2 separate regions of the Mus musculus genome follow, and region 1 is linked to region 2. A link is a loop called in an ENCODE intact Hi-C map of the cell type or tissue named here. Cell type or tissue: left cerebral cortex. All regions are shown on one strand. Each heading gives the region's core, and the rest is flanking DNA. Links, peaks and the distances in the headings are about the cores only.

Evidence for each region. A loop is a pair of places that touch in the nucleus more often than their neighbours do. Peaks named below come from ENCODE experiments on the same cell type or tissue, not always from the same donor. Only the 100,000 strongest peaks of a DNase experiment are listed, where the experiment ranks them.
Region 1: it touches region 2 in a loop (8-fold over the local background); 9 of 42 quality-filtered maps call a loop at or near these places.

The regions. Positions count from the first base shown.
Region 1 is chr11:108,216,544-108,228,895 of GRCm38, reverse strand. The region is part of intron 2 of Prkca (protein kinase C, alpha); the gene reads left to right. Among named protein-coding and RNA genes, the nearest start is that of Gm11655, 50 kb to the right of the region's middle. In left cerebral cortex, for the core only: no CTCF peak of the experiment used is centred there; DNase peaks (open chromatin) are centred at 5,544, 6,035, 6,663 and 7,267; H3K27ac peaks cover 3,074 bases.
Region 2 is chr11:108,335,067-108,347,418 of GRCm38, reverse strand. It overlaps Prkca (protein kinase C, alpha), which reads left to right and starts at 3,531. Exons shown (of 17, transcript NM_011101.3): 1 at 3,531-3,924; 2 at 6,742-6,773. The coding sequence starts at 3,752. In left cerebral cortex, for the core only: no CTCF peak of the experiment used is centred there; DNase peaks (open chromatin) are centred at 5,198, 5,341, 5,650, 8,103 and 5 more places; H3K4me3 peaks cover 3,695 bases; H3K27ac peaks cover 2,494 bases.

The DNA.
Region 1 (12,352 bases), core at 2,565-10,564, 120 kb after region 2:
AGACAGACAGAGACAGACAGAGACAGACAGAGACAGAGAGACAAAGACAGAGACAAGGATAAAGCCTAGCAGGTTAATTACAAAACTCAGAGGCTGTACGTATATGGAGCCCCTGACATTGGGGCCCCCGCACACAGCTTGTTCAGGCAGCTTCAGAGAGAAGAAGCTAGTCTGTAATCCTCTTATCAACTCAAGATGACTGTGCTCTGGAACTTGGAGGCATCTCACCTGATAGTGTGTCTCACTTTACTGGCTAGAAATAGTTTATTTCTCACCAGCTTATTCTGCGGTGGATTGGTGTCTTGGATTTAGTGACAGCCACTGTCAGGTCACTTGTTAGAGAGGCTTCTTTTTAAGGCATGACCAGCAGCGAGGCCTCAGGGTCTCAGCCCCCTGCCTCTGGACTCCAGGAACCTCGTTGCCTGGCCCATAAAGCTGCGCATCTCTGGTTTTCTGTGGAGAACTGTGTTGCTCGTGAATCAAGGCTTTCTCCCTTGTCATCTGTCTACGTAGGCGCTTAATTTTAGCGGTCGGGTTTGCGAATTATTTGTGGAGAGGTACTCCCACCTCGGCAGCCCTTGTTTGCACCTGGCAGAGACAATAAAACTTCCAAGAGCAAAATACAATTTTCTTCCGCATCCTTGTATCTTTTCTTAGCATTTTAGAAAACCCTACTCCATTTCTGGAGCGCTCGGGCATCTTTCTCCACTACTCAGAATGCACAGCGCACAGATCCCATGCAGCGCCATACCGCAGACCTGACCCAGCCGACCCAGCCGGACCTTCGAATGTCTGCATGCACAGGCGCTAGAGTTCATAGCATCGTGCCCCTGATGGGGTCACCTGGGCATCACGTCTGCAGCAGTGGCCCAGGGTGGGGCTTCTCAACCAAGCCCACTTCACCAGCTGTTTTCCACTGCGGAGAGAGCAACTTCCTGGGGTTTCCATTCTTACTCTTCAGGCTCTTAGGCATGTTAGGCGGAACCCAGACAGGGCTGCAAGAAAATGTGTGTGTGTGTGTGGGGGGGGGGGGAACTCAAGCTCTACCCCCAGCAGAGGAACATGGGTCATTTGTTTTCACTGTCAGCTGGGTTCAGTGGGTCTAGGCTATTGTTGACACACAAGAAGGTGAAGGATTGAAGGTAAGAGACCATTGAGAACAATTACCAATTGCCTCAAATGGAAGACTTCCTGACGGAGTGAGTGATAAGGAGGGATCCCGATTATTAGATTATTCAGGCACAGGCATAATTGAAAGCATTCCGGGAGAAGATCTAATTAAGGCTGGCTTCTCAGAAGGCTAGAACAATTCCACGTGAGGCAGAGATAACGCTCTAGCTGTGGACATCGCCAGGGGCCCCAGACCATGCTCGCATAGGCCTGCCCCAACATCCCTTCCTTCATTGCTTCACAAGCAATGCCTGGTGTGAATAGCATCCATGCGACCATACGATGCTGAAGAAGGTCGCACAGTGGTGTGCTTTGAAATGTGTGTGTGTGTGCCTGTGCAAAGGTCAACATGGGGTATGCTCTTCAGTGTCTCTCTACCGGATTCTGCATGATAATTCTGTCACTAAATTGGGAGCTCACCAGCTTGGTGAAGCTTCCTGGTCATAGAGCTCCACTGATCTCCCATTTCTGCCTTCCCAGTGCTGGGATTACAGATGCGAAACAGCATGCCAGGCTTCTTACATGAGTTCTGAGGATGGAACTTCTTGCCTGTACGGCAAGGCAAGCACTTTACTAACTGAACCGTCTTCCCAGCCCTCTTGGTACAGTGTTTACATTATGATTAAGTATGTCTTCTGACTTAGGAATCAGGAGTAAAGGAAGAATGTTTGAGTCCCGTTTTTTTGTTGTTGTTTTTTTTTTTTTTTTTTTTTTTTGGCTGACTCCAGAGATCTGCAAAAACATTCTCTCAGAGACCTAGACCAAGTGTAGACTCTGCCACTAAATATACAAACCTTGCCTCAGATAGATGAGCAGGCCCAGTCATCTCCATCAGTGTGCACCTTGTAGAATCCTGTAAGCACTGTTCGCTTCTGACAGACTTTGGGGTACCCTTTCCCCTCTGTTCTCTGACGGTGGGGAAAAGTGATTGTGACGCACGGGGTCTTCTGACCGAAATCTCCCTGTGTTTCATTGTGTGTCTCTTCCTGAGCAACTGAAGTCCCGTTCTGGCTTAGTTGCTAGTCTCTCAGGGTGTGTTTAGTGCTTCTGAACTTGAGGCTAACAAGGATCATTAGGCATTTATGTCATGTTACAATATGTCCTCATGAATATGGTACTGGGGTGGGGGGGTGGGGGTGGGGAGAGATCCAGGTCAAGGGAGGGGTGGATTTTGCAGCTTTGGTGCCAGAAAAAAAGCTGAAGTTGGTTTTGAAAATCAAGATGCCTGGTAGAAATGAGTGTGCCGTTGCAGCTGCGTGGTGCTCCCTGGGCCCAGTTAGGCACCGTGCCACAAAACCGCTCCATGTAACGAGGGTGGAAAATTGGGAGAAAACAGCCTCTAAATGCTGGTGATCTTTAGAAACACCCTGCCTGTATCTGTGCCTACCCTTTATTCTGAGGATCAGTTTATACAAAGCTTTAAATGTAGTGATGAGATGCAGTGGGGAAAGATGGAGTACTCTGGTTACAGCAAATGTCTGTGGCTTCAAAAGAATTCACTGTGGCTTTCCCTGCATCTTGACTTAATGTGACTTATTTACAATCAAGTTAAACAAGCAAAGAAAAAAAAGTGAATCAAACAAACAAATGAAAAAGCCAACTACAGCCTAGATCCCTTTACAAAGCCTAAGGAGATATTCATGCAATATTTTTTCCATCCCCAAAATGTGCACTGGGAGGACGACGGGAGAAAGATGGGAAGCTGCCGTGACATCATCACCCAGTCCACTTGGACAAGGATGCTCGAAGGCACAAATGTAGATCTTAAAGAATACCTTGTGCGCTGGTGAGATAGCCCAGCTATTGTCAAGCTTATAAACCTGAATTTGGTCACTGGTACCCATGTGGCAGGAGGAGAACACCTGCTCTTTCAAGTTCTGCTCTGACCTCAGATGCGTAGCCCATGGCGTGTGCATGGTCCCAGCCCCATGCACGTACACAAAACAAACAAACTAACAATGTGGCCAAATTTTTGTCAGTCAGATGTGCATGTGTGAAATGTGTTTTTCCTTTCATTGTGTGTGCCCCTCTATGTTCTTGTGTGGACAGTGCAAATGCATGCATGTATGTGTGTCTGTGTGTGCGTGTGCGCTAGTGTGTGCATGTAGACATCAGAGGATGACCTCAGGGGTCATTCTCCAGGAGCTGCCCACCTTGGCTTAGGAGACAGGTTCTCTCCCTGGCCTGGTGTGCACCAGTTAGGCTAGGCTGGCTGGCCAGTGAGGTCCAGGGGAATCCCCTTGTCTCTGCTTCCTCAGTACTAAGACTGCAGGCATGCATTGCTGTGCCTCGCTTCCACATATGGAATCTGGGGTGAACTCAGATCCTCCCATGTCTTGCAGATGGCAGCCGAGGCATCTCCCCAGTACCCCTTTGTTTGTTTTGTGACAAAACACTTCAGGTAGTCCAGGCTGGCTTGGGGTTGACTAAGTAGTCCAGGCTAGCCTCAAACCCTTGATCCTCCTGGTTCAGTCTCCCAAGTGCTAGGACTACTACAGACTGTGTGGTTTTCATAGTACATTATAGAAGGTTATGCCATGTTTGAAAAACTCTAAACTTAAAAAAAAAAAAAGTGTGTGAGCTCTAAGAAAGTATGTAAAGAAATTGAGCTGTTTTCAACAGAACTCCACACCCATCCCTGTGCTGACCCCTTTCCCCAGGCAGAAATTCATCCTCAGAGAGCTTAGTGTGGCCTATGCGTCAGCTTGCGTATAAAGCAACAAGCGCAGCAGCAGGTCCAAGCTGCTGGTATCTGGCATCTAACCTGCCCAGTAAGCATCCCCTGCCTCCTTCTATGTTGACCTTAAGGAGATCTTGCTTGATAATTTAGGAAGATGCTGAGTGGATGGGACCAGATCACCCTGTTCCTGACGCTGCTGTACCAACAGCTGAACAAGATGCTCCCTCAAACTGCCTCCTGTGTCTCCCCTGCTGAGTGAGGCTTTGGGGGTTGGGTGAAAGTGAAACTCACTCCCTGGCCTCTTCTGTAGCTTCCCCCACCCCCCAACCCGTGTGTTACTAATGAGGAAGGAGAGGGGCGATAAGTTCTTGATGATCCAGGAGGCAAATGTATCCCAAGTTTGTCGCTGTCCTTTCTCTGATTTTCCTGATCATTAACTAAATGGTATGTGGATGAAAACAGATTAAACTTGGCAACTTAGCGTGTGATCTGTCTTTCGAGGGAAGCAAAGTCTACGCATTGGTCCAGTGACATTTAAATGCTTCAGCCATGCCTACTGGGCGCTCTGTTTTCCCCCTCGACTGTGAGCAGAAATGCTAATGACAGACTCTGATAGAAGCTGATGTCCTTGGAACTGAACTCCAGTCCTCCGCAGGAGCAGCAAGTGCTTTGAACAGCAGAGCCATCTGTCCAGTCCCTTGACTTTTGTTTTGATAGCATGTAAGCCACACATGATTGAAACTGTGTTAGTTCACAGAATGCTAGTAGCTTTGATTTTTTTTTCCCCTAATTAGCCTACTCGGAGGAAAAACTTAAATGTTCATATTCTCACAGTGTCCAGGGCTGGACAGCTATTATGGATGAGTTGGTTGCACTTCGATCATCAGAGAACCCTTCCTGTAAGTGCCCAGGCAACCGATCCCCACTATGTCAGGGCCCAGCAGGGAAAGAGCTTGGGTCCCCGTCTTCTGCCCACAGCCCTGCCTGCCAGCCAAGACCATGAATCAAAGTCTCTGACACAAAGTCATGTTATGAACCCTGGGCTTCCTATAGAGTTTGGCTCACTCCGGGCTGATCTCTAATAAAGACAAAGGCCAGGGGACAGAAATATCTCTCTTCTTGCTCCTGGCAAATACCATTTCGATCCTGTCTCCATCTCAGTGTCCAGAAAATTGGATTGGAAACGGGACATCGCCGGGGAGTAAATCAGATTAGTGCTTCCTCCCTCGCAGCCTCCAGCAGGCCTCTCATTCTGCTGAGCACGTCTCTCATTTATATGAAGTTGTTTATGACCCCCCTGTGTCACAGAGACGTTTCTAAACCGACTGAATCAGTACAGGCAGTGGGTGACCCTCCTAGCCACGGAGCCTAGAGGATTGGGCTTATTGGAAAATACTGCCAGTGGCTTCATTTTGTCTGGAGAAATGTCTGTGTCCTCACAGCTTTCGTATAGCTGGACACTAAGTGACCTCAGGAGAGCCCCCATCTGTCCCTCACAAGCCACTTGGTGTCTGACAGTGGCCCAGGCCCCAGAGCTGACTGGAATGGGACCCTGAGTCCTGGTTCAACACAGGTGTTTCCAGAGTCCTCTGTGTGGGCACTTACAGAGAGGATCATCTGTTCTCACAGGAACCCATCTGCTGACAAGAAGTGTCGAGGAGCAGGCAGCGCAGCTGTGTGCGACAGGAATAAGGAACTGCCCTGATGGGTGTTGAGGTTTCCGGTTCCTCCTGAGACCTTTCAATTTCCAAGAACTTCTTGGAGTGTTTGGTCACAAGATGCAGACGGGCTCTGCTTGTTTTCATGGCACAGATGCTTTTAAGAACAGAGCTTTGCACACTTCAATGTAAAATTAGATTCCAAAAGCCCACAGATGGTTCTAGAGCGAACTCTCCTTAACCCCACTCCCAGGTCAGCCACAGAACCAGGACCTCACGCATCAGGGCATGACTCTACCACTGAGTTCCACCCCAGCTTTCTGAACCCCGTTGGAACCTTGGGTGTTTCTCCAAAGACACAGGAACTCACCCAGTCCCCATGTTGTGTGCACAGAGCCCCTCACTGTTTCCCTGATTGCGTTTGCTGTCTTTGTAAGTTCAGAAGTATTTGGGAGGCGGAAGCTGACAGCCCTCCACACCCCAGAGGCCTGAGTCCGGATGCAGAAGTCTACCTCCGCTCACTTCCTACTGGCTAGATGGCCATGGGCCATGGCATATCCATGCCTGACACCACAGAGAAGGCTCCCATGAAGTCAGGAGGCTCCGTGGTGAAGCAGGAACTGGAACTCGAGGAGGTCCCAAGGAGAGAGTGGAAACCAGGGTTTAAGTGCGGCCATCTGGTCTCCCACAGGCCACGCCCATCTTTCTGACTGCAGCTTCTACAGCTGGTTTGATTGTTCTTGTGGTCCTCATTATCCACTTCAGACTGAATGACATGAAAGTCTCCGGGAGTAGACAGACACAGGCATCCAAATATCATAACATTTTTTTTTCTTAGACCAAATAACAAGGCTGCTTAGGCTTTTTAGCATCTAAAACTGTGGGTTGTGATATCATTGTATTTGGGTTAAATTTATTTTTGATTGATAACTCCAATGTTATTGTGCTTAGCTCTCAGTGTTGGGCAAAAACCCAGGGCTGGTGTAGACTTTATTTATGTCTGATTTCTTTGTGAAACTGATTCTTTTCTCGTGCCCTACTTTTAGGATTTGAATTTTAGCAGAATTAATCTGAAATGACTCAGAATTATACAATTAATTGCATTCAGCTTCAATTATAGTTTGCGCTAGCTGAGCCAGGCTATTGTCCTCCCTGGGGCAGGCACTTGCACATGGCTGTCTTGGCAGGTGCTAAGGCCCTGTGGCTCTCCCTTCAGCATGCCAGCTTCCTGGGGAAAGTTGTTCAGGGCTGACAGTCTTCTGCCAAGTACATTGAGAGTGGTAAGGACCCAGGAGTGCCACGGGGCTGTTGACATCAGATTCTTTTATTATGGTATAGGGGAAAACAGACTGTGATGTAAAGGGTGGAGGAGTTAAGACTTAGGTAGGTATTGTGGGTCCTGTTATCACTGACCATGGCTGGGGTCAGAGAAAGAGAGGGGCCTCCTCTGAGCTCAGAGGAGCCAGAGGATGAGACCAGGTAACAAAGGGGCTTACAGAAGGGAGGTGGGAATTAACAAGAGGCTACAAAATATTGAGTGCGCTGTGGAGAGAAACATTCTATGGGTGAATCAGCTACAGGTCTGGGCTGCTTCTGCTGGGGTGGGGGATATCTTTAGATCAGTGTGCTGAAGTCAGGGACAGCGTGTCTCCAACTCCTGCTCCTCTGGAATGTTCTTATTTTCTTCGCAGGCTGACTTCATTCACACTGTCTATTTGGCAACACATGACCGAATTGGGAGCCGAGCTCTTTTTGGCAGGAAAAGTTCATTAATTTTAGTTGGCTCTCCCCACCCTTCACAAGTGTGCCTGGGGGGTGGGAACTGCCTCTCATAATCACACAGACGCCATCCCTTGCCTGGACTTCTAGGTTCTAAGATGGTTCTGTGTGTCTGGCTGGGGGTGGGTGCTCTGAGAAAAGAGAGGCCCCCAAGAACGTTTCAAGTGGAGCCGCCAGGAAGATGGTTAAATGCAGAAGCATTTGTGAGTTTATAGACCAAGAAAGATTATCCTAGTATCTCTGATTGTGTAAGCGCTGATCCACTGTGCCAAGCTCACTCATCCTCACCGACTTATAGCAAACAGCCTGCTGTGGCATTTGGATGAACTGGGTTCTTAACGTGTGGGTGGGAGATTTCCTTCCACTTGGAATCCAAGACCTCGGGGCTGGAAGAAACCTAAGCGCACGCTGCACTCTGTTCATGCCTTGGTGTCTGGGTCAGGCCTGCAGAGCACAGAGTTCATAGAGACCTCTTTTGGAGGCATGGCTCTCCTCATCTGTTTGCCTTCCCCATGCTTCCCTCCTGGTTTCTCTGTGTGGCACTCCAACAGTGTCCTTCCGAAGTTCATGTCCATGTGTCACCTCACAATGTGGCCGATCTCTATTCAGACATTATGGTTGGTTCCTGTGAGGTCTCTCTAGGTGGACACTGGCTCTCAACTCAGTGGCCGTGACAATACACAGAATGTAGTGGAGATGGCAGAGGTAGAGGTTGGTATGATGCATGTACGAACCAAAGAATGCCAGGAAGCACCAGAGACTGAGAGGGAGACAAGGAAAAGATCCTCTCCAGAGCTTCAAGAGGGGATCAGCTGAGTCAGCACTTGGATTTCAGGCATCTCGCTTTGCAGAACTAGAGAGCAACGACGCCCTGCTGTCTAAGCCACTGGTGGGTAGCCTTGGAAACTATTAAACATTCCTTTGTACCTCTTCATCCTCTCTTTGTACTTTTTGATCAACATAAGACATACATTACTGCCCACTCTAAGTGTGCCTATGTCCAACCTATGTGTAAGAGCTGTAAAAGCAGTTTTCAATTGATGTTCTAAAGGAGGTTCTATAGGAGGCCATGATCGATCGATCCTCAAGTCCAGAGTTGATAGTGCTCAAAAATCCCCATGCTCCCTCCATGGATGGCGATGAGCCTCAAGCACTGTCATCCTCCATCTACACGGTCGTATGTGAGCTAGCTGTGTGATCCCTCTGCCCCTGTCTGAGATGGTTTGGGGGCTGACTTTGAAATAAGTAAGTGAAAGAAAAGCGAAAGAAGACAGAAACTAGAGAATCCCCCCACCCCCACCCCCTTGCTGGCTTGCTTTCCTTCCAGAGTCAGAGGCAGGGAGCTGGCTTGAGCAGAGCGCTGCTGGGCTGCAATGTATGTCCAGCCTATCTTGTTGCTTTGCTGATGGTCACACCACAGCATTGGATGAATGCTCCCTGTGGTAGAAGAGAGACACAGCGTAGAGAGGTGAGAGCTGGCATGGAGTTATTCCGGTGGTTTATGCTAGCCAGGACATCCCGGGTATGCCTTGATTGACAGCTGTTCTAGGTGTCTAGCATGAAGTGATCACACCTGAGAGAAGTGCTTTAGATTTTGGAGCTTTTAGGGTTTAAAAAATGTGCCTAGACTTTATGGTTTGAGCACCTGTAATGTGAGATTCTCCAGAATCCAGAACTTCTTCAATGTCATGGTGGCGCTTGGTATTTTAGATGTTCACAGTAGAGCTTCTGGTCTTACATAGGGCTTCTTAGTGTGCAAGGCTAGACCATCTTGTGGTTGCTGCTGATGTTAAGTTGCAACCAAAGCTAGCTAAGCACCCAGCTCTAGAAATCTCAGTAACTACTGACCAGGACCATTAACTAGTCAGGGAAGCTGCCAGGGTATGTTGGACTCCTGTGGACATCAGTTGTCTTTCTGGGATGATGGGATGAGGCTCAATACCTTCGTGGGTCTATTTTATACATAAGCTCCTCTGCCCTCTCTCACTTGTCAAGATGGCCTGGAGCAAGCAGCCTGACACCAGTGTCAGGCTTCCAACCAAGCCATGCTGGGACATCTATGATTTCTCAGTCAAGTCATCACTGGGATTCAAAATTACCTGCTGGGTGAGAACATACCATTTTAAAACTTGAAGGTTAAGAGACAGTATTGAAATAAAAAGAGAGAGAAAGAAAGAAAGAGAGAGAGAGAGAGAGAGAGAGAGAGAGAGGAAGGAAGGGAGAAAGGGAGGAAGGAAGAAAGGAAGAAAGAAAGAGAGAGAGGGAGAGAGAGAGAGAGAAAGAAAGAAAGAAAGAAAGAAAGAAAGAAAGAAAGAAAGGAAGGAAGAAAGAAAGAGAGAGAGAGAAGCACATGTTTTAGAAGCACACACAGTGGTAGTGCCCCTTTTATCAGAGTCTTGAAGTCTCTGTCTTTAAGACGTTGGAAGAAGGTTCTATGTGAATTGTTGCAGACATGAAGTCAACTCCTAACCTTGTAGTTAGAAAAGGCTAAATACTGGAAACTGTTGTCGTAAAAAAAAAAAAACCCTAGCAAAATATTCTATATGTGTAGGACCCCCCCCCCCTTTAAGATTAGTTGTGTCTTCACAAGTTTGCCTGTTGACATTCCTGTGTTATATAATAGCAAACAAAGAACAGGGCAGGAATGGGAGGAAGGAATACCTTTTAAATGCTGACTGTGTGCCCAGCCTTTGACATGCTCATTTCACCCCAACTTATAGAGGAGGGATAGGGGCTTGGAGATGTAAGATAAATTGCAAAGTTTGCTATGGTGCCAAGGAATGGAGTTGGGATTTAAACCTAGACTTTTCTCACTTATATTAGTTGCCCTGGCTACACAGCATTATGTATTATATTTTATTATATATTTCATATATAATTTTTACTTGTTCTCTACTGTGATAAAATATATGACAAGCAGCACTATAGGGGAAGGAGGGTTTATTTTAGCTCACAGACACATTGCAGGGAAGGCACAGCACAGAGTAGGCTCCAGCAGGCCCTGCCCGCATAGCTCCGTGTCAGCTAGCTAGGCCCTACGTATAAAAGGTATCACAGCCACCAGCCGGAGGCCAAATGCTCAGGTTCATGAAGCCTTGCTGGGGGGTGGGGAATTATACAGTTGAAGCTATAGCACCACATATAGACATATGTATACAGACACATAGGTACAAGGTAATCTGACTTCACCAGAAACGCCAAAGAACACGCTGAGATGCTATATCCAAAGAACAGCCTGGAGAGTACTCACCAAAAGGGCACACGGCGTTCTCCATCCCTGTTAATAAAGTGAAGACGTATACCATGCAACACTCCTGGGAAACACTAATGGTGGGATCCCAGGAGGCCCTAGAGATGGCTTAATCCATGAAGCATAAAAACTTTAGGACCTGAGTTCTGATCCCCAGTACCCAAGTGATTAAAAAAAAAAAAAAAAGGTAGGTTGTGGGAAGCCGCAAACACCATTACAAGATGGCGCTGGCTACCACTGGCCACAGCCCATGAATATGGGTAAACAACCAATGTGCACATGTGCGTAAGAGTTTTTTTGCCGAGTCACTGCCTGGCCCGATGCATATTAATGAGGTACTGGTAGCATAACCAATCAAGTATGGACACATCACTCCTAGGCCTATATAAGCAGCACCATTTCTGGGCTCAGGGTCTTTCGCCTATGCAGTCAATGCTCTCCCAATAAACATGTGCAGAAGGATCCTATTGTGGCGTCGTTCTTGCTGGCGAGTCGGGCGCTCACAGTAGGTGTGATGATAAATACCTTTAATTCCAATGCTTGGGAGGCAGAGGCTGAGGCAGACAGATCCTTGAGTTCAAGGCTAGCCGGGCTATATAGTGAGTTCTAGGCAGCCAGGGCTACACAGTAACACAGCATCACAGCAAAACATACACACACACACACACACACACACACACACACACACACACACACACACCAAATAAGTAAATAAATAATAAAGCTATTTTAAAGTATTGGTGGGTTTCATTTTTTCTTAATTCTTACTCTGTTAGCTTATTCTAGTGTTCAGTTAGCGAGAATTTGTCAGTTTTAAACACCACCTCTCTGTCCATTTCTTCCCTGTTCATGTAGAGAGGCAAGGAGGGGCACCCAGCTGTACTCTGGGGGCTCCATTTGCTTTTAGTGCAGTTATTGATCTGCCTCTCTTGAGAGAGTTTTAAAGCAAATAATTATTTGGGGCGTGTTAGCTTTCTTTCAGGGCCCAAGTCTTGCTCTGTGCTTGTTTCCTGACCTTTTATTCTCTCACTCTAGAAGCATGCAGCTCACGCAAAGCCTGTGAGTGTTACACAGCACACGTGCAGGAAGAACCTGCCCGGGGACCCTGAGTAATCCATCCGCAGGTCCGAGGGATGAATCATTCATGAGTGCAGGTTTTCCATCCAGCTCACGGGCTACAGGCCTGTCTCACAAAGTTGATTTGTTTAAAAATTCACACTTGCTCTGGGCTTGTTTCCTATACCAAGAGTTGTGTTGTTTTGTTTTCTGAGCAAGTTTAAAGGAGTGGGCTCGCTTGGCTCCAGTGACCATGCAGGGTGATGAACTGAAACCCACGAGTATCATTGACTGTAGACTTGACTGTGTGCACATAAGACCCTTGTGCCCGAAGTCATGGTCATGACCTTGGCTATATGACTATAGTAATAATTTCATTGGTTTGATTTTTGAAACAAGGCCTCATAGATCCATTACCCTCAAGCTCAGTATGTGCACATAGGCCACGGTACAGTGGACGTCAGAGGAGAACCTGTGGGAATCAGTTTTCTCCTTCTACCATGTAGATCCTGGGGATTGAAGCCAGGCTGTGCGGCTTGGGGGCAAGTGCTTTTAACTGCACATTTGTTTTGCCAGTCTCTAAATTTAATTTCAACTGATGCATGGAACCATCAAAGTTATAAATATTTGGGGTACTGTGTGATTCTATGACACATGTATCATTGTGCAGTGTCTGAATAGTAAGGTCTCCTAAATTTGACTTATTCTAAGAGTTGGGGTGGAGGAAACATAGCAGCTGATCCACTGATGTGTGTGCAG
Region 2 (12,352 bases), core at 1,773-9,772:
GAGGTTGCTGAGAGAGGTGAAGGCTTGCTTTTAAAAGACAGACCCAAAGGTCCTTTCAGGTCACATGCCATAAACTGGAATTAAGTAGAGTGTTACTGGGATCTCCACTAAACTCCACAGTATCTTTCTGTGAGTTACAAAAAAAAAAAAAAAAAAAAAAAATGGCACTCCTTCTGAGAAGACAGAGGTCTATGCCTTGTTGAGGAGTACGTGACCTGGATTTTAGCTGCTTCCCATTCTACTGTGTCTGGAAGGCCTGGCACTCATCTCTGCTGGGGACTTCTATTCACCAGCTCTCAAAGCTTGTCTGACAATGGCCCCTGCCCTTATAGTCCCCTTGTCATTTGGACCCTAGTCTATTTATTACCAGACTTCCTAGTCACTGTAAATCTAATTATCTGCCGGATTATAGTCTAATTTGCCATCTTACCTTTCCCCATGCTTTCTACATAGTAAGTTGAAAAAGCCCAAATAATGACAGGATTTTTCAATACTTAAGCAGTTCGTACTGCCCAGTTTGAAAAATGGCTCATGTGGAATTCAGAGCAGGTGGCTTCACAGAACAAATTGTATCCTGCACGTCAAGACGACCAACATTAAGTAAACCATTCTCGTTTGAAAACATTAATTCAAGACCCTGACTTTGACCCTGGCACCAAGCTCCTATGTCACCATAGCGTAGATGACACCTCTCCAAGGAGTGCTGACTTTACTCTTCAACATCAGGGTAGACATGGATGCTGCATTCCACCCATTATCTTCAGTTCTTTTCTGGTACCTTCTCTAGGAAACAACATATTAAAGACAATCACCAGCACTGAGCACTGTCCCCTCAGGAGGTCACTTCCTTAGTCTTCTCCATTGGTGGCTAGCGTGAGGGAATGGGGACCAACCATTCCTATCCATGCTAGAGGCGCAGCTGTATTGCTCAGTAACTGACAATTCTCCACTCTGGGTGCACCACTCACTCTGGGCTGAGCGAGCTTAAATGAAGGCAGTTGATGCAATCACACTCAGCCCAGCTAGCAATCAATGGGCTTTCAGTTAGCCATTTCTCTTCATGCTCACAGGACAGAAGCTAGCAAGTAGAGCCACAACCGGAAAGGAAAGAGACATGGCCTCCCTCCTATCTACGCACAGTCAAAAGCAATCACTTCTCTCCCCACCCCACCCCCACAGAAGATGCCAGGCTGATGCCCAGCCTGCCTGGCTCTTATTTATATTCAAGAATGCACAAGGCAACCCCACCCTCCATTTCTCTCCGCTTCACCCTCAGTGAGCCAGGGAAATAGAAGCTTGTCTTTATTAAATATTTGAGGAAGACCCCTGTCCCAGATAAACACGGCTGAGTGAAGGGTTGTGGCTTCATTCCACCATGCCCCATTTCAAGCACAATTATCAACTAAACATGGATGGTTTGAGACACCCATAATGTGTTTTTTTTTGTTTTTTTTTTTGTTTTTGTTTTTTTATTTTACAATTTGATCCATTTTCCTAGTGTGCTTTGTTCTTCATTTTTCTCCTGCCTCTTCCCTGCTCGCCTCCTTGGCCTGGAAGTGCTTAAATTCACTTTCCACAGAATATCACCAAGCACCAGCAGTACTGGCTGCGCTGTGTAGCCCTATCAACTTGACACAAGCTGACACCAGTTGAGAAAATACCTCCATAAGATTGGACTGTAGGCAAGCTTGTAGTGCATTTTCCTAGTGACTGATGGAGGAGGGCCCAGTCCATTGTGAGTGGTGTTATTCCTGGGCCCATGATCCTGGCTGAGTAAACCAGTAAGTAGCAATCTTCCATGGCCTCTGCAATCAGCTCCTGCCCTCAGGTTCTCTCCTGGCTTGGCTTCTCTCAGTGGGCTGTGATTCAGGATATGTAAGCCAAATAAACCCTTTCCTGTTCAAGTTGCCATTGGTCATGGTGTTTCATCACAGCAGTAGTAACCCTAAGACACTTGCTCACCAGATTGTAAATGGGTCAGTGAAGAGCCTGGTCTACTGATGGCTATTCAGTTGCCTGCACTTGTTTAAATGTAAAAGCTATCTTTTCGTCAAGAGTCACAATTAGGCAATCTTGGAAAAGGATAGTCCTTCGTGGCTTATGGGATATGCTGTGAGCTAGTATTTCAGGCGATTTCCCTCTTTTAAAGTCTGCACTTGAGATCTTACATTCCTGATCCTCTTGGGATCACTGGCTGGTGTTACCATGTCCAAGTTCAAGTATGCACATTGTCTTAATGGATTTGTATTCTACAATAAACGAAGCTGATGCGATGGCTCATCTCTGTAATTCCAGCACTCAGGAGCTGTGACAGGAGTATTACCTCGAGTTTGGGACCACCCTAGGCCGATTGGGACAATGAACTTCTTGTTGGTAGAGGGTTGCTCTGTCCCAGGTTTAGAATCCTCCAGGCAGACCTAATAAATATTCAGCAGGCGCTCGGACAGCCCAGCCCCAAGTGCGCCCTTTGCATACATATCCATTCCAGCTACCCCTTCACAAGCAGTTTTACTTGGTAATTTACAAATGTTCTGGCTGAACTCTACACCTGCCAGTATTTCAGCAATTAGCTTAGGATGCAAAATGATTTCTAAGTTAAGGTTCTGGACATGTAAAATCAAGAGAGCCCGATCATCTTCGGGCACCACAGCTCTGATAGCCAACGAATAACATCACAAACCAGGGCAAGCCCTTTGGCATCTTACCGGGTTATTACGACTGTCATACAAATCTATATAATAAGCAGGTGAACTGCAGGTCAAAGATCGAAGGGATGTAAGAGAGCCGGCAATCAGTTATTCAAAACCGCTCCCTTTTACCGACTCGGAACTGAGCGAGGGTTAGGGTTTGGGCATTTTAGTGGCATAAACGACTAGAATGACATTTTGGTCAGGTGAAAGGTTAAACGGGAAAGAGGCTGATAAAAAGCCAGCAAACCCCCCACCCCCAAATGCCTGTGGGTCCAGGTAGCTAGACAAGGAGCTACCTCTGTACCTGCTAAGGTGGCATGGGGGTGGGGGTGGGGAGCGCTCCGTGCCGGGTTCCTTCGGGGCACAACTTCCATCCCAGAAAGAGGAAAGCATGAGCAGAGAAGCGTGAGTGGGTGGAGGAAGGTGGGGAGAGGAGGAGGCCCGGCACCACGAGCGGAAGGAGAGGAGGAGAAAAAAGAGGGAGGAGGAAGCAGAGGAAAAGGGAGGAAAAAGAAGCGGGCGGCGGAGGAGAAGGACCCGCCCCTCCCGGCTTCTTCCTGGGCTGGGCATCTCCAGGGCCTCTCCCCGACCGCCGCCCTCGGCAGTTGGCGGGGCTCACAGGGGCCCCCCAGTCTGCGTGTCCAGCTCTGTGCAGCGGAGCGCAGAGGCCCAAGGCTCGCCCGGCGCGCGTCCCCGTCCCGCGCGCTCCTACTCCAGGCCGCGCGCGCGCGTGCACACATACACACGCTAGCTCTCCGGGCATGCGCAGTGGGCGGCGCCGCTCCGGGCCGCCTCTTGCCGCCGCGAGTAGGAAGCGCGAGCGCCGGGCGCCGGGCTGTCAGTGAGCGTGGGGCCAGCCAGCGAGCCAGAGAGCCGGAGAGAGCCAGAGAGAGCGGCTCGGCTCCCAGCTCCGAGTAGCGCAGCGCCCGCCCGGCTCTCCCGGGCCACCGCCGCCACCACCGCACCTCATCAGCACCGCCACCTCGGCCGCCGCCCCCGCCCACCCCGGCCCTCCCCGGCTGCTGCTCCCCGGCGGAGGCAAGAGGTGGTTGGGGGGAACCATGGCTGACGTTTACCCGGCCAACGACTCCACGGCGTCTCAGGACGTGGCCAACCGCTTCGCCCGCAAAGGGGCGCTGAGGCAGAAGAACGTGCATGAGGTGAAAGACCACAAATTCATCGCCCGCTTCTTCAAGCAACCCACCTTCTGCAGCCACTGCACCGACTTCATCTGGTAGGTGCGCGCGGCAGCCCTGGGGACCCAAGAGCCACCTTTGCCCCGGGGCTCAGGTCTGCTTGTCCCCGGGACTTAAGCTCGGGGACGTCTCTGAGCCCCGGCGCGTCCTTACTCTCAGGGCCAGGACTCCTCCGAGAACTTAGAGTGCCTGGCCGGAGTCCGAACTCTCGCCAGGAGTGACAGGCGCGCACCCACGCGGGACACTCCCTGGAAAGTGGCCCGGCGCTGCCACGCATGCCCTGGTGCCCTGAAGGGACGCTTGGCTCTGCACGGGGTGACTCGGATGAGGGGGAAGGTCCCCTCGCCTCTCCTAGGGCGCACAGGTCTTCCCTGTCACCAAGCGGAGCGGTCAATGGGCCTGATGGGAGCGAAGGGACAGGAAAGAGAGATTGCTGGAGTCAAAGTGGCCCCAGGACGCGCAAGAAACACGCCCGGGAGTAGCGGGGAGCCGCGGCGCGCCGCTCCAAGTTGCTGGCGAGCCAGGCTGGGCGCGTTCCGGGGAGTGTTTGTGCCTCGCGTCGGGCTGGGACTCCGCTGGAACCTTGGGTCCCTGCCTACTGTAGGCTGTTTCTACTGGGCACGGAGACTTTGACTTTTCTGGCCGAGCCCAGAGTGGGGAGAGAGGGGAGGGAGAGAGATGGAAGGCAGCAAACTGTTGAAAGCTTGCCGTGGGGGAGGAGGGCTAACCCGGCAGGCAAATGGCAGAGGGCAGAGGGAGTCATTTAAAATAGACCCTGTCAACAGGAGATTAAACCTGTAACCCAGTTGATGAGGACAGAGGGCTTATTTAAGAAAAATACTGTAATGGCTAAAGGTGTCCGCGCTCAGGTGATTTCCACTGAACGCCAAGCGTTGGCAACTGAGGGGCTTGATAAAAAGAAGGGTTCAGGGATCTATCTCTCTGGAGCCTGTGAAATTAGGTAAAATTGGATTTATGCAGATTTATGTTTTTCTTTTTAAATTTTTTTTGTGAGAGAATTACAGCTTTCATCAGATTTACAAAATGTCAGTCCCCCCCACCCCCATCATATCTTAGAAATCGTCCCCCTCCCACGACTTTGAACACCAAGTGTCAGCTTTTCCTGGGGATACCCTGACTCTTTTGTCCATGTGTTTGGAGTAAGAAGTACCTTAGAAGCAAGAACTATGGCCAGGGCTCCTTAGCTCCCTCCTGGGCAGGGAGCTGCAAGGGGCGAAGCGCACCTAGACACCAAGCAGTCAGCCTTATACATAATGGGGTATCCTAGTGGCTATAGGACAGATGGTGCTGAATCCAGGCCACCCAGAGAAGAGAATTAAAAGGGGACCCCACCATCAGTGTGCCAATAAGATGCCCGATTTTTCCTTTCTTTTAAGAAATCATTCAGCATGGCACCTTGGTGAACAACACAACCACTTTACAGTCTCCATAGAGTAGTTAGCATCTGAAGCAATCAAGCTCAAGGAGTGGGTGACGGTAGATAAGGCTCCTTAAGATGAGTCTCTAGCACCGGGGTAAGGGAGGATATTGCATTTGGCAGGTTGCAGCCTCCCATGTTAACCGCGAGATTCTAGTCAAAAGGGACAGAGTGATAATTACTTCTACAGGAAGTAGATACATTAGAAAAACGACGTACATTTTTACCAAGCTCACTAATCAGTCTCCACTCTCACTGCCCAGAGACCCAGTCTCAGGCCAACTGATGAGATCCTCAGGGTACCGGCTTCACTGCGATGTGAAGAGAAAGGTTCCCTTTCCCTCCTGCTCTGAATAGCTCCACACAAGCACAAGAGCCTCATTTAATCTGAAAGCAGTCAGTTGGATGGCCAGGCAACCCCACCAAGACCATCTTGCAGTGGATTTAATTTCTCTGGTTTCTTTCATTATGGCTTCTATGAGTCTTTGGTTTGCAATTTAATTTCAGTATTTAAGCACTTGTATTTTAAAGCTAAATATTTGAACCTAGGGTTTTTTGGTTTTTTTTTTTTTTGGGGGGGGGTAGGGTGATGACATTAAGATAATTATAAAGGAATGTAGAGTGCTTTGTAAGTTTAAAATGCTCTGCAAAGCAAGAGATTATGAGCCACCTCTGAGAACATTTTGATGCAGCGTGTTCTGCTGGAACAGTGTTTGTAGTCAAATATCCATGTCAGGACTCTGTGCTTACAGAGTCAATTCTCTAAAATGATTTACAAGAGCAGAGTAGTCTCAGTATAGACTTTGAATGCCAGTGGTTCTCAGTGAAAATTGGACCACAGATAATCTCAAACACAAGCTATAGCAGCGATGTTACACCAAATCGGATTCCTTCAGCAGCCCAGATGAACTGTAAACAGTGCTACTATTTGACAGTTCTTAGACACATACTATTTGGAACAAACTTCTAACAAGCTACTTTTTGGTTGTCTTTAGGGAGAAAAAGTTTCTTTGTTTTCAGGACTAAAAAGTAAGCCCCTGCCCACCCCCATCCCCACCCCCAATTTTTAAACCACAAGCTCCCTTTTGTCAGAGTATTGTAAGCAACAATTTTAAGTTTGAAGTCATGTTCTTATTTTGAAATTTAAATACCAATCACAAAATGGAAAAGACCAGATAGATAGAAACTTGGTAACAGTTCAGCGGTCCTTTATAGACAGATTTACTTGGTTATTTTTAAAAAGATAAATGCACACAGGCTTCTAGTTAAATACTTAGGGGTATTTTTTCCTTATTGAGCCCTTGGGTTTCAAGTATAGACTTTTAGACCTTGTAGAGTACTCGCTCATGTAACTTGCTACAATGTGGTCTCGGTGGGAAGCATGCTAAGATGTTTGTTCTTGTTTTCTGTTTTCCAGGGGGTTTGGGAAACAAGGCTTCCAGTGCCAAGGTAAGCTGCCTCGGTGGGCTTCATGTCCAAGTACATCCAGAAGTGAGCACTGCACACGGGAACTGTACTTCTTCTGCTCAACGTTTCTTTGTGATCTGAAAGATATGTTACTTAGATAATATTTTCAAAACACAAGTGATGATAGTGTGTTCCTTTTAAGGAAAAAAAAAAAAAACCATAGTATTGCCTAGTAATCTGCACATAGAACTTCCTTTTCTGTTCATTGAAAGAAAAAAAAAAAAAAGCAAAAGCCGTCCTGTAATTTTATTTTATTTTATTTTTTTGCTGAGAACATTCCTGTCAGAAACTTCTGTCTTTGTGTGGGTGTTTAGAAAAAAAAAGGGGGGGGGAAGGATTGCTTTGTATTCATGTGACATTTTCCCCCCTTTCTTTCCTGAACTTTTTCACCCTATACATTGTATACCCGAGGTAATTAGTTTTAGGCTATACATAATTTCAAGAAAGTTGTGTAGATCACCCATTGCCACCAGGAACAAAGTATGCACACTTTGACATTACGTCAGTGATATAGAGTGATTGACAGTTCTAGGATCACTGTGCGGTGCGCCTTTCCTCCAGCTTGCTTCCATACTTCATGCATGCTCTCCTGTGGCAGGGCCCCACGGGGTTTCCTCCCTCACCTACAATGGCATTGTGTTCACCACAGCCACCATTGGTGAGCAGCCATCAAATATCTAACTTTTTATATTCTCTGTCTTATCTGTTGAGTTAGATAAATAACTCCATTATAGCTCGAGAAGGCGTTTCAAGTTCCCTGGCTCGCCTGCTGGCTTCTCTGCTCATCGCCTATAGCATGTTTATTTAGTTCCAGTTATATTTCCCATCTGGGCATAGGTTTATTATTAGGGCAAGTGGAAAGTACATTCTAGCCTGGAAAATACCATCCTATGACTGTCTCTTAATAAGTGTATTAGAGAGAAACACAGCGTGTGCTTTTCTATTTTACAAGGGATGGTGTGTTATTAAGTTGCTTATCTTTTTGTAAACTTCCAATTTGGTGACCTTGTTTCCAAGACATATTAGAGAGGGACATTTTATAGCATAATGATCATTAATACTGTACCTTTCTTAATTCCATGGTGTGCTTAGAATTCTGATTGAATGAGGCGTTTTGAGTATTGGGTATTCCTTTTAAACGTAGAGGCAAGCCGGCTGCATCAGCCTTTGTAGCAGATGAAAGAAAGACTTTGGTTCTCAAAGTTCTGGGCCCGAATTCTATGCACTTGGTTTTGGGTCTAGGTTTGAATGCGATTTTAGGTAATTCAAAGATGCAAATGAGATCTAAGTCTGTTACTATTTTCATTTGGCTTCCGTTTGAGTCAGAGCCTATGGAAACTTACAAGAAAAATAGTTACTGAATTTCCTCAAATTGTCCAGGAGAAAGTAGATATGTTGTTTTAAAACGGTATCATTTTTTTCCCCCATGACAATGATTTAGAGTCATCCGGTCTCTGCCAGCTCATTGGCCAGAGCAGGTATTGTTGATAAAGTAACAGTGTGGTCGTGGTTTGGGGGTCACCAGTTCTGTGAGATTCCCTACACTGTATGTGCTGAGCTTCCAGTGGGTTCTCCGATCAATAGCCTCCTGCCTCATAACTCCCTTTTATATGGTTTCTTTTTAAAAAATATACTCATAAAATGTTTAAAAGGTGAAAGAGTCCACTCCTTTCTCTTTCTACCTCCCAGGGAGAATGTCTTTTTAAAATACCCATTTAGTTTCCATTGGTGTACACTTTAATTGTAAGAGATTGAACTCTTAGGTTATCTGCGCAGGGTGCGTTCATTGTTTTTCCTCAGCAGATGCTAAGTAGCTGCCTGGGCCAGCCTCAGTTCTGTCTGATTCTACGAAGTGGTTATTCACCCTTGTCTCCTCCACTGGGGATGTCAGTTGCTACTAAGTTCACCCAGACACACTACAGAGAGTATCCCTGGGAACCAGTGTAGGTGCTTCTAGAATGGATACCTAGAAGTGTGGAGGTGCGCATTCTAAATTTTAATGGGAACCGTAAAATTGTCCAAAAGGGCTCCAATGTACAGTTCACTATGAATGTAAGGTGTGCTTGCCCTTCCCTTCACTCTCTGAGTAGAGAGGCTGCTATAGAAATTGGCTTTATCTTTTGCTAATGTCAGGGGAAGAGGACCTTACATTTAACTTCTGTCTCCTGGGCTATTAGTGAGGTCAAAGCCCTGCCCCATGTGCAGTAGACATTTGTATTTCTTCTGTGAATTTCTTTACTAGATTTACAATAATACATGGACAAACACACTATACACAAATACAAATACACTAATTAGAGAAGAATGCTTTCTAGCCAGTTCTTGGCTTTAAAGAATTTACCTTTTGATTGCCTTAAGTAATGAATCCCCCTAGTGCAAACACATTTTAATTCCTAGTAACCTTTTCAAGGATGATGCTATTTAGAAGTTCTAGCTGCTGCTACATCTTGTTTAGTGTGTATCATCTGTGCTTGACTTCTTGTGGCCATATTGTATCTTATTGTGGTAACTTAATTAAGAAAGATGCTCTGCCTAGGGCAGTGCTTTTACTCCCCAAGCAGTACTTAGGCAGCCTGACTTGCTTTTAATGCCATCTTAAATCCAGTCTTTCTCTGAGCACCTGACCATCTTGGAATACATTTCAGTTTAATGTCTCTACTTTCTCTCCTTTGGTTCTGGTTATTAGAAAGTTATTCCTATTCAGGAGACGAACTCATCATGTACAACATTGGACAGCCCCCTTCTTCCAAATAGTAGCCTGAGTTTAGAAAAAAAAATTTTTTTGAGAAAGGGTCTCACTGTGTAAGCCTAGGTTGACCTTGAACTCTCAGAGATCATTCTACTTCTGCCTCCTGAGTGCTGGCATTAAAGGCATAAACCACTATGCCTAGCCCTGAAGCTTTTTATATTCTTAGTACATTGGGTTTTTCTTGTATGATGACAATATTTTCTAGCTACAGAAACAGTTTGTTGTTTTGGTCAATAGGTTAAATAGTTGTAGCAATGGTACCCTACTCCTCCTCTCCTGCCCCTTCCTCCCTCTCCTTCCCTCCTCCTCCTCCCCTCCCTCCCTCTCTTCTCTGCTTTTCCTCTCTCTTCCTCTTCTTTCTTTGCACATGTTGTAAATAAGAGCCACATATCCGTGTCACAAGTAATATAGCTTTGTCATAGTTTTGCTTAGTGGATGGTAAGAATTATGATACTAAATTAATAAATGAATTTCAGCCCTAAAAGCGGAATCTATATCACTAGAAGAAGGGATTTGATCAACACGTGGAACACTTAAGTTTATCTCCTTGGCCCAAGATTTAGTAAAATGGGATCAATCAGGGCAACTTCCAGAGAAGTGTTTGTTGAGTTATTTGCGTTCTCCCACAGTGGCTGTTGTGCCATTCTTGTTTCTATTGCATTGTGGGTACACAACGATGTCACTAGGCCTGATAACCGGGAGGATCTCATGTGAGATCTACTGTCTGGAGGAGATGAAACCAAGAGCATTTAATACTAGGGAGAAAAAAAAAAAAGCTCACTGTGGGCCCTGAAGCCATGAAACAGCTTCCTTAAGATCGTCAGTGATCAAGACAACCTTGTCTTTTTGTATCTCTTAAAGGTTGGCTGTGAGGCTCATAGCTGCTTACCGATTCCTGTATTTTTTATTTTTTTTTAACTTGGTGACTCCAGGGCTTTTTTCATCTCCCTAACAGGAGCAGGTAATTAATCAATCCTCACTCACGTTTTCTTTCTCTTCTTTTCCTTTTTTTTTTCAGGGAAAGGAAGGGAGAAAAGTAGATTTGTGTAGCCTAGGCATTGGTAGCACTAAGTTTGAGTCTGTTGGGCAAGGAGGTCTGTGTCCAGGCAGGATCTCTGTCTTGCCTCAGCTGCTTCCAAAAGCACGCGTCTAGGACCGAGTGGTCCTTGCTGCTGTTCTCTCACAGAGCCTGAGCCTCTGGGGCTCTCTGCTACTTTCACTACTGGAAACGGACAGAGCCAAGTCACTTTTTTTTCCCTTCTCAGAGTTAGCAACAGCCCTGCCCATCTCTAATTACAGTGGTGGAAGCAGCCGCTGAAAAAAAAACTTGTGACCTGCTTCTATGAAGTGCCAGGCAGTTACTCAGAGTTTGTTGCATCTAGCTGGCCTCTGGATTTTCCTCCTTTCTTTTCCTGTTCTCTCTCCTTTTTTGGTTAGTATCTATGACACATTAAAATGAACTTTCAGCCTAGATTGCTTGGTTGAAATATCCCTGAGGTAGCATTGGAAGACAGCTCTGTCTGTAACTATAGGAGTCCATGACCCTGCAGGTTCAACCCTGGTTCTCAGAATGAATCTGCATTTCTCCACTGCACAGTGGTTAGGAATCTTGAAGGTCTCTTGCTAGGGACATGCAAATCATATTCTGTCCTTTACTTGTGACTCCACCGAATCTCCAACTTTTCTTTAATAAAAGTCAGCTTTTCTTCTGCTGTGCTGTATAACAGTTTATTTTAAAGCCCTGTTAACATACCTGACCAGGATGGGTTTTGCATTCTCTCAAGAAAGTGAAAATTGGTGTTTGACTTGGGGGTGGGGGGCAGGAAAGAAAGGACACGTCTCTGCAATGCAAGCTGAGGGATTCCAGAGGGAGATTCACTTCATGGAGGCGGACTCTGTTTTGAGACAGTGTCTCATATAGACCAGGCTAGCCTTGAACTTGTGATGTAGCTGAGGATGACCTCAAACTTCCCATCTTCTTGCCTCTGTCTGTCAGATGCTGGCATTACAGGCGTGTGCGCTGTGCTTTGTTTATGTGCTAAGGATTAAATACTAGGCAAGCTCTCTACCAGCTTAGCTATTTGCTCAGGCCGAGTCTGACCTTTAAACAGAAATGGGGCAGTGGGGATTGTGTTGGCAGCCTTGTAGAAAAGGGATGTCCAGTTGTCCTCATCTGCCAAGTAGTGTGGGTACCAGGTGCCAGGAGATAGACAAGGGCCGAGGGCCAAGATGAGCACAATTGTGAGTTTGGCCAACTTGAATGGAATATTTGTTCTTCTCATGCTCTGGAATCTCTGCCTCTGTCTGTCTGTCTGTCTGTCTGTTTTGTGGTGCTTGGAATTAAACCTAGGACCACTAAGTGGTTTGAAGGATGCACATCTTATAGGTAGCACAAAAACTCAACCACCTAAAACTTAGAGTAAGCTCTAGCTGCCCACAGGCTTCACACCTGTGTCAGAGGTTTCTGTAGTCATTCGTCTATAAAGCAGAGACTCGCCCTTTGACCTCCCCTTTCTGACAGGTTCCTCACTCCTAGATGATAGTTATAACTAAACTCTTTTCTAAAGCCTCTTTGTGCACGTGCATATCTGTGTGCACCTTTGTTTGTGAATGGAGCTGCCCACATGCTCCAGCATACATGCAGAGACAGGAGAGTGAACTCAGACAGTGGTCCTTGTCTTCCACCTTGTAGAGACAGAGCCTGTTTTCTTCCACTGGCTTATGAACTACTGGAGATTCTCCTGTCTCTATCTCCTATCTCCCTTTAGGAACATTAGGATTGCGTATCTGCACCATACTGCTCGGGCTTTCG